2 separate regions of the Homo sapiens genome follow, and region 1 is linked to region 2. A link is an interaction called in ENCODE POLR2A ChIA-PET data of the cell type or tissue named here. Cell type or tissue: HepG2. All regions are shown on one strand.

Region 1 (5,000 bases), 120 kb after region 2:
CCTTGCATCCCAGGGATGAAGCCCACTTGATCATGGTGGATAAGCTTTTTGATGTGCTGCTGGATTCGTTTTGCCAGTATTTTATTGAGGATTTTTGCATCAATGTTCATCAAGGATATTGTTCTAAAATTCTCTTTTTTTGTTGTGTCTCTGCCTGGCTTTGGTATCAGAATGATGCTGGCCTCATAAAATGAGTTAGGGAGGATTCCCTCTTTTTCTATTGATTGGAATATTTTCAGAAGGAATGGTACCAGTTCCTCCTTGTACCTCTGGTAGAATTCGGCTGTGAATCCATCTGGTCCTGGACTCTTTTTGGTTGGTAAGCTATTGATTATTGCCACAATTTCAGATCCTGTTATTGGTCTATTCAGAGATTCAATTTCTTCCTGGTTTAGTCTTGGGAGAGTGTATGTGTCGAGGAATTTATCCATTTCTTCTAGATTTTCTAGTTTATTTGCGTAGAGGTGTTTATAGTATTCTCTGATGGTAGTTTGTATTTCTGTGGGATCGGTGGTGATATCCCCTTTATCATTTTTTATTGCATCTATTTGATTTTTCTCTCTTTTTTTCTTTATTAGTCTTGCTAGCAGTCTATCAATTTTGTTGATCCTTTCAAAAAACCAGCTCCTGGATTCATTGATTTTTTGAAGGGTTTTTTGTGTCTCTATTTCCTTCAGTTCTGCTCTGATTTTAGTTATTTCTTGCCTTCTGCTAGCTTTGGAATGTGTTTGCTCTTGCTTTTCTAGTTCTTTTAATTGTGATGTTAGGGTGTAAATTTTGGATCTTTCCTGCTTTCTCTTGTGGGCATTTAGTGCTATAAATTTCCCTCTACACACTGCTTTGAATGTGTCCCAGAGATTCTGGTATGTTGTGTCTTTGTTCTCGTTGGTTTCAAAGAACATCTTTATTTCTGCCTTCATTTCGTTATGTGCCCAGTAGTCATTCAGGAGCAGGTTGTTCAGTTTCCATGTAGTTGAGCGGCTTTGAGTGAGATTCTTAATCCTGAGTTCTAGTTTGATTGCACTGTGGTCTGAGAGATAGTTTGTTATAATTTCTGTTCTTTTCCATTTGCTGAGGAGTGCTTTACTTCCAAGTATGTGGTCAATTTTGGAATAGGTGTGGTGTGGTGCTGAAAAAAATGTATATTCTGTTGATTTGGGGTGGAGAGTTCTGTAGATGTCTATTAGGTCCCCTTGGTGCAGAGCTGAGTTCAATTCCTGGGTATCCTTGTTGACTTTCTGTCTCGTTGATCTGTCTAATGTTGACAGTGGGGTGTTAAAGTCTCCCATTATTAATGTGTGGGAGTCTAAGTCTCTTTGTAGATCACTCAGGACTTGCTTTATGAATCTTGGTGCTCCTGTATTGGGTGCATATATATTTAGGATAGTTAGCTCTTCTTGTTGAATTGATCCCTTTACCATTATGTAATGGCCTTCTTGTCTCTTTTGATCTTTGTTGGTTTAAAGTCTGTTTTATCAGAGACTAGGATTGCAACCCCTGCCTTTTTTTGTTTTCCATTTGCTTGGTAGATCTTCCTCCATCCTTTTATTTTGAGCCTATGTGTGTCTCTGCACGTGAGATGGGTATCCTGAATACAGGACACTGTTGGGTCTTGACTCTTTATCCAATTTGCCAGTCTGTGTCTTTTAATTGGAGCATTTAGTCCATTTACATTTAAAGTTAATATTGTTATGTGTGAATTTGATCCTGTCATTATGATGTTAGCTGGTTATTTTGCTCGTTAGTTGATGCAGTTTCTTCCTAGTCTCGATGGTCTTTACATTTTGGCATGATTTTGCAGCGGCTGGTACTGGTTGTTCCTTTCCATGTTTAGCGCTTCCTTCAGGAGCTCTTTTAGGGCAGGCCTGGTGGTGACAAAATCTCTCAGCATTTGCTTGTCTGTAAAGTATTTTATTTCTCCTTCGCTTATGAAGTTTAGTTTGGCTGGATATGAAATTCTGGGTTGAAAATTCTTTTCTTTAAGAATGTTGAATATTGGCCCCCACTCTCTTCTGGCTTGTAGAGTTTCTGCCGAGAGATCAGCTGTTAGTCTGATGGGCTTCCCTTTGAGGGTAACCCGACCTTTCTCTCTGGCTGCCCTTAACATTTTTTCCTTCATTTCAACTTTGGTGAATCTGACAATTATGTGTCTTGGAGTTGCTCTTCTCGAGGAATATCTTTGTGGCGTTCTCTGTATTTCCTGAATCTGAACGTTGGCCTGCCTTGCTAGATTGGGGAAGTTCTCCTGGATAATATCCTGCAGAATGTTTTCCAACTTGGTTCCATTCTCCCCATCACTTTCAGGTACACCAATGAGACGTAGATTTGGTCTTTTCACATAGTCCCATATTTCTTGGAGGCTTTGCTCATTTCTTTTTATTCTTTTTTCTCTAAACTTCCCTTCTCGCTTCATTTCATTCGTTTCATCTTCCTTTGCTGATATCCTTTCTTCCAGTTGATTGCATTGGCTCCTGAGGCTTCTGCATTCTTCACGTAGTTCTCCAGCCTTGGTTTTCAGCTCCATCACCTCCTTTAAGCACTTCTCTGTATTGGTTATTCTAGTTATACATTCTTCTAAATTTTTTTCAAAGTTTTCAACTTCTTTCCCTTTGGTTTGAATGTCCTCCCGTAGCTCAGAGTAATTTGATCGTCTGAAGCCTTCTTCTCTCAGCTCCTTAAAGTCATTCTCCGTCCAGCTTTGTTCCGTTGCTGGTAAGGAACTGCGTTCCTTTGGAGGAGGAGAGGCGCTCTGCTTTTTAGAGTTTCCAGTTTTTCTGTTCTGTTTTTTCCCCATCTTTGTGGTTTTATCTACTTTTGGTCTTTGATGATGGTGATGTACAGATGGGTTTTTGGTGTGGATGTCCTTTCTGTTTGTTAGTTTTCCTTCTAACAGACAGGACCCTCAGCTGCAGGTCTGTTGGAATACCTTGCCGTGTGAGGTGTCAGTGTGCCCCTGCTGGGGGGTGCCTCCCAGTTAGGCTGCTCGGGGGTCAGGGGTCAGGGACCCACTCGAGGAGGCAGTCTGCCCGTTCTCCGATCTCCAGCTGCGTGCTGGGAGAACCACTGCTCTCTTCAAAGCTGTCAGACAGGGACATTTAAGTCTGCAGAGGTTACTGCTGTCTTTTTGTTTGTCTGTGCCCTGCCCCCAGAGGTGGAGCCTACAGAGGCAGGCAGGCCTCCTTGAGCTGTGGTGGGCTCCACCCAGTTCGAGCTTCCCGGCTGCTTTGTTTACCTAATCAAGCCTGGGCAATGGCGGGCGCCCCTCCCCCAGCCTCGCTGCCGCCTTGCAGTTTGATCTCAGACTGCTGTGCTAGCAATCAGCGAGACTCCGTGGGCGTAGGACCCTCCGAGCCAGGTGTGGGATATAATCTCGTGGTGCGCCGTTTTTTAAGCCCGTCGGAAAAGCGCAGTATTCGGGTGGGGTGACCTGATTTTCCAGGTGCCCTCAGTCACCCCTTTCTTTGACTCGGAAAGGGAACTCCCTGACCCCTTGCGCTTCCCAAGTGAGGCAATGCCTCGCCCTGCTTCGGCTCGCACACGGTGTGCGCACCCACTGACCTGCGCCCACTGTCTGGCACTCCCTAGTGAGATGAACTGGGTACCTCAGATGGAAATGCAGAAATCACCCGTCTTCTGCGTCGCTCACGCTGGGAGCTGTAGACCGGAGCTGTTCCTATTCGGCCATCTTGGCTCCTCCTGCTTCTTTCCTTGATATGATGTTCAAACCAGGTACTGTGACTACTCACCTGATTTTAGGTTCTTATGAAGGTGCTTTCTTGGGTGGATCGTTGTTCAATTTGGTGTTCTTGCAGGGGGGATGATTGCTGGAGGGTTCTTTTCAGCCATATTGCTCCGCCTCCTTGCCTGAATTTCTGTTTCTTTTTAATGATTTCTATCTCTTTGGTAAATTTCCCATTTATTTCCTGAATTGTTTTTCTGATTTGTTTGTATTGTTTTTCTGTGTTCTGTTGTATCTTACTGAACTTCTTCAGCATCAATATTTTCACTTTTTTTCTGTGATCTCATAAATTTCTTTTTGCTTGGAATATGTTATTGGAGAATTACTGTTTTTCCTGGAGGTGTCGTATTTCTTTGCTTTTCATGTTTCTGTGTCCTTACACTGATATCTGTGCATCTGGTGTAACAGTCACTTCTTCCAGTATTTTGTATTTGCTTTTATAGGAGAGGACTTATTCCTGAAGATGTATCTATGGTGTTGATTGGGTAGGGCACTTGTGCTTTGATTCTGGGTGCGTGCAGTAGTGTAGTCTCTGTATTATTTCTTTGGCTATAAACAGCAACAGTGATGTCTGTGATTTCCTCACTCGTTTTAGGGTGCAGTTGTTAGTGGAGTCTGTGGTGAAATTTTGCTGAGGACAAGAGCACCATGTAGTCCTGTCCTTGGGCCCCAGTGGTGGCAGCAGCAGGCAGAATGTGCCTGTCCTTAGGCCCCAGGGCAGCGTATGCTGGCACTGGCGTTAGCAGGTCCAGGCTGGCCGATTCTTGGGCCTCCAGGCAGCTTACTCAGCTGCTGGTTGTGGCAATAGTGGACAAGTTCTTCAGGTCCTTGTGGAGTGAGTGTGGTGTGGGCAATGGCAGTAGTAGTGCTGAGACAACCTTCTGACTCCCAAGCAGTCCTTGCTGGAGTTGGTGGTGGCTGTGATGGGCTGGGTAGGCTGGTCACCAGGCCCATAGGTGGCACATGCTGGTGGATTCCTGCTATGGTGGTAGTGGCAGGCTGAGTGAGCCTGACCTCAGGACCCTAGGAGGCTCAAGTGCCAAAACTGGTAGACTAGTCTGAGTGGTCCCCAGGCCCCTGGATGGTATGTTTAGGCATTGGTGGGTGGCAGAGCTGGGATGGGTGGACCTATCCTCAGGCCCCCTCGTGGTGCATGCAGGGACTAACTATAATAGGCAGAAATAGGGTGATTCCCAGGTCCTAAGTGAATGTTCAGGCGGGGGTGTCAGCAGCCCTGCTACTAGGGAGGGTGGGGTTGCTT
Region 2 (5,000 bases):
CCATTGTTTTATTTTGAAAAAGCAAGCAAAAGTTTGTGCACACATTCACTCTCTTTTATATAAAAGGCAGCATGTTATCTATACTATCTCTTACTTGAAAGATAGCATACTATATAGATTATTCTATACCTTGTTTTGACATCTTTATACTTTTATACAGTTGCATAATTTTTATTGGGTGGATGTACCATAGTTTTTTCAACCACATCCCTTTTGGTGGACATATGGCTTATTTTTGATTTTTTTTTTTGTTGTTGTTCTCATAAATTATGTTGTAATTTGGCTGGGCATGGTGGCTCATGCCTGTAATCCCAGCACTTTGAGAGGCCGAGGTGGGCGGATCACCTGAGGTCAAGAGTTCGAGACCAGCCTGGCAAACATGGTGAAACCCTGTCTCTACTAAAAATACAAAAAATTAGCCAGGCATGGTGGTGGGTGCCTGTAGTCCCAGCTACTAGGGAGGCTGAGGCATGAGAATCGCTTGAACCTGGGAGGTGGAGGTTGCAGTGAGCCAAGATCACGCCACTGCACTCCAGCCTGGGTAACAGAGTGAGACCCTGTCTCAAAAAAATAAATAAATAATGTGGCCAGGCACGGTGGCTCACACCTGTAATCCCAGCACTTTGGGAGGCTGAGGTGGGCAGATCACTTGAGGTCAGGAGTATGAGACCAGCCTGACCAACATGGAGAAACCCTGTCTCTACTAAAAATACAGAATTAGCTGGGCATGGTGGTGCAGGCCTGTAATCCCAGCTGCTTGGAAGGCTGAGGCAGGAGAATCACTTGAACCTGGGAGGCGGAGGTTGCGGTGAGCTGAGATCGCACCATTGCACTCCAGCCTGGGCTACAAGAGTGAAATTCCATCTCAAAAAATAAATAAATAAATAAATAAATAAATAAATAAATAAATAAGTAAATAAATTATGCTGTAATTAATAACCTTTTATATGTATCATTTTATAGTTATGGATGCTTATATTAAAGGGGATCTCAGAGTTATTTTTATTGAGACTCATGATCTTTAGGAAAATATTTTCTTGCCAATTAGAGGGACGTGTATCTGCAGGCATCAGATGTTTTTAATGTATATTATTGAGTGGTAATCATTTTTTAAAGATATAATTTATGGGGCTGGGCACGGTGGCTAATGTCTGTAATGCCAACACTGTGAGAGGCTTAGGTGGGCAGATCACTTGAAGTCAGGAGTTCGAGACCAGCCTGGCCAGCATGGTGAAACCCCATCTCTACTAAGAATACAAAGATTAGCCTTGTGTGGTGGTACATGCCTGTATTCCCAGCTACTTGGGAGGCTGGGGTCAGAGGATTGCTTGAACCTGGGAGGCGGAGATTGTGGTAAGCTGAGATTGTGCCACTGCACTCCAGCCTAGGCAACACAGCGATAATATGTCTAAAAAAAAAAAAAAAAAAAAGATAAAATTTATGCCTTTTTTTTTTTTTTTTTTTTTGAGACGGAGTCTCGCTCTTTCGCCCAGGCCAGAGTGCAGTGGCGCTATCTCGGCTCACTGCAAGCTCTGCCTCCCAGGTTCACGCCATTCTCCTGCCTCAGCCTCCCAAGTAGCTGGGACTACAGACGCCTGCCACCGTGCCTAGCTAATTTTTTGTATTTTTAGTAGAGACGGGGTTTCACTGTGTTAGCCAGGATGGTCTCGATCTCCTGACCTCGTGATCCGCCCGCCTCAGCCTCCCAAAGTGCTGGGATTACAGGCGTAAGCCACCGTGCCCGGCCTTCTTTTTTTTTTTTTGAGACAGAGTCTCTGTCACCTAGGCTGGAGTATGGTGGCGCCACCTCGGTTCACTGCAGCCTCCGCCTCCTGGGTTCAAGTGATTCTCCTGCCTAAGCCTCTCGAGTAGCTGAGACTACAGGTGCGTGCCACCGTGCCTGGCTAATTTTTTGGTAGGGACGGGGTTTCACCGTGTTAGCCAGGATGGTCTGGAAATCCTGACCTCATGATCCACCCGCCTTGGCCTCCCAAAGTGCTGGGATTGCAGGCATGAGCCACTGCGCCCGGCCATTTTATGCCTTCTACATGTCTTCACTCTGGTACTGTTGTCTCATCCACTCCTGAATTTTAAAGCCTGCTTTGGTGCTTTCTCTGATGCAGAATGTCTTTTTATTTGTATCTTCTTCTGAGATGGAGTTTCGCTGTTGCATCCCAAGCTAGAGTGCAATGGCACGATCTCGGCTTACTGCAATCTCTACCTCCCAGGTTCAAGCGATTTTCCTGCCTCAGCCTCCCGAGTAACTGGGATTACAGGTGCCCGCCTGCCATCACACCCGGCTAATTTTTTTATTTTTGGTAGAAACAGGGTTTTGCCATGTTGGCCAGGCTGGTCTCGAACTCCTGATCTCAGTTGATCCACCCACCTTGGCCTCCCAAAGTGCTGGGATTACGGGCATGAACTACCGTGCCCAGCCAGAATGCCTTATTATTTTTTTTATGAGTATCATTGAATAAATACTTTTTTTAAGTTATTATTTTCTTTTTAGAGATAGGGTCTTGCTACGTTAGCCAGGCTGGTCTCAAACTTCTGGCCTCAAGCAGTCCTCCCACCTTGGCCCCCCAACGTGCTGGAATTATAGGCATGAATAAATAAACTTCAGTGCTCATAAAGTTAGGTGTTAAGTGCTTTATCTTCTGAGATAGTATTTATCTTCATTTTACCTTTTCTTTTTTTTTTTGAGACAGAGTCTTGTTCTGTCACCCAGGCTGGAGTGCAGTGGCGTGATCTTGGTTCACTGAAACCTTTGCCTCCTGGGTTCAAACGATTCTTATGCCTCAGCCTCCCAAGTAGCTGGGATTACAGGAGAGTGTCACCACGTCTGTCTAATTTTTGTGTTCTTAATAGAGGTGAGGTTTCTCACCGTGTTGGCCAGGCTGGTTTCAAACTCCTGACTTCGAGTGATCCGCCTGCCTCAGCCTCCCAAAGTGCCTGGCCATTTATCTTCATTTTAAAGATGAGAAGACTGAGACTCAGAAAAGTCAAGTAACTTATAGAGCATAGGAACATAAGTCATAGAGCAGATAAATGGAGCCAGAGCCCAAATTTCTGTACTCAAAGCTTGTATACCTCATTCTTAGTTATACCAAATATATTTTGTAATCGTAGTTATTATTCTTTGTTTCTCTGAAAATTTTTACATTTTTTGAGTCACAGTGTTTTTCCCCCTTTTTTTCTGATTGTTGAAACAGTTGGGATATTATTCATAACAGAAAGAACTAAGGTTTCATTGAGATGGTCTTTGGATTAGTTTGTTGACCTTGATATTGGTGACTTGGGAATGGGTGATACCTTAGCTGAGCAGGTGATTTATCAGCAATCTGATAAGACAATCTCTGCTTTAAATGCTTTCTGGGGGCCTGGGTGTGGTGGCTCACTCCTGTAATCCCAGCACTTTGGGAAGCTAAGGTGGGAGGGATCGCTTGAGTCTGGGCGTTTGAGACCAGCCTGGGTAACATAGTGAGACCCTATCTCTACAAAAAAAAAAAAAAAAAAAAATTAGCTCGGTGTGATGGTGCATGCCTTGGTCCCAGCTACTTGGGAGGCTGAGGTGAAGGATTGCTTGAGCTTGGAAGGTAGAGGCTGCAGTGAGTTTTGATCGTGCCACTGCCTTCCAACCTGAGTGATGGAGTGAGACTCTGTCTCAGGAAACGAAACAAAACAAATGCTTTCTGGGATTTTCCTCATCTCTTTCTTGGCCCGGGTCAGATTTGTTTCAACTCTTAAGATTGTGAGAGTAATAGCTCTGCTCCTCCGACCTCTAGTGAAGGTGTTGGAATTGGTCATGCTACTACCTCTTGATTGTAAGAATTGGAAGTTTCCGTTTTCTCCTGTTCCATGGTAGACACAGACAGCATGGATGCTGGGTAATGATGGTTATAGTTAACATTAGAATCCCTGATGAAAAGGCTGAAAGAATTGAGAAGAACGAAAAACAATGAGCATGGAGTCAGGGAATCAGGTCAAGATAGACTATGTGGAGAGGCAGTAAAATATGGGGGTTTAAAATATGGACTGACTTCAACTGTCTGGGTTTGAGTCCTGGCTCCACCATGTGATAGATTGGACCTTGAGAAATTGCCTTTTTTTGGGTCTCTTTTTTTTTTTTTGAGACCGAGTCTTGCTCTGTCGTCTGGTCTGGAGTGCAGTGGCGTGATCTTGGCTCACTGCAAGCTCTGCCTCCTGGGTTCATGCCATTCTCCTGCCTCAGCCTCCCGAGTAGCTGGGACTACAGGTGCCCGCCACCACGCCTGGCTAATTTTTTGTATTTTTAGTAGAGACGGGGTTTCACCGTGTTAGCCAGGATGGTCTCGATCTCCTAACCTCGTGATTCACCCACCTCGGCCTCCCAAAGTGCTGGGATAACAGGCGTGAGCCACCACGCCCAGTCTTGGGTCTCATTATATAGGGATAAAAAGGCCTATCTCATTGTGTGGTTATGAGGATTAAATGAAGTAATGCTTATAAAGTACTTGACCCATAGTGACTGTCTAATTAAAGTGTTAGTTATTATCAATGTGAAGCCTGACTGAGAAAATTCCTTGGAGTATCTAGATTATATGTACATGGCATTTGTTATAGTGTTAATATATTTCCTCAATGTTAAAATGTACTTTAAAAATGTTTTAATATTATTGCAATAAAAATGCTTATTTAAGCCAATGAGTATATTTAATGTGGCAGACAGTGTTTCTTTCCTAAATAATTGTTATTCCCTCAATTGAGAAAATAAGGTATTGTGTGTGGCTTAATATATTTAATATATGATTTACATCATGTGCGTTGACATTAGGTGGCTAGCTCACTCAGTACAAAGAGCTAGTAACTCACTATTAACTGTAGTGATTAGGGTTTTTTTTATTATAGTGATTAGTTTTTGAATTATATATTTGGCTATAAAATAGCAATTATAAAATAGAGAATGCTTTGATTGATAATGTAAAGATTTGCACAAAAAATAGAAGGCATGTCTTCTTAGT

Evidence for each region. ChIA-PET counts read pairs that join two places held together with the same protein. Peaks named below come from ENCODE experiments on the same cell type or tissue, not always from the same donor. Only the 100,000 strongest peaks of a DNase experiment are listed, where the experiment ranks them.
Region 1: POLR2A ChIA-PET joins it to region 2 with 7 read pairs; 2 of 35 experiments call an interaction of 5 or more read pairs at or near these places.

Annotation. Positions count from the first base shown.
Region 1 is chr15:51,033,953-51,038,952 of GRCh38, forward strand. It overlaps MIR4713HG (MIR4713 host gene), which reads left to right and starts at 3,536. Exons shown (of 3, transcript NR_146310.1): 1 at 3,536-3,729. In HepG2, a CTCF peak has its summit at 4,810; no DNase peak of the experiment used is centred here; H3K4me3 peaks cover 1,232 bases.
Region 2 is chr15:50,918,666-50,923,665 of GRCh38, forward strand. The region is part of intron 3 of AP4E1 (adaptor related protein complex 4 subunit epsilon 1); the gene reads left to right. Among named protein-coding and RNA genes, the nearest start is that of AP4E1, 12 kb to the left of the region's middle. In HepG2, no CTCF peak of the experiment used is centred here; no DNase peak of the experiment used is centred here.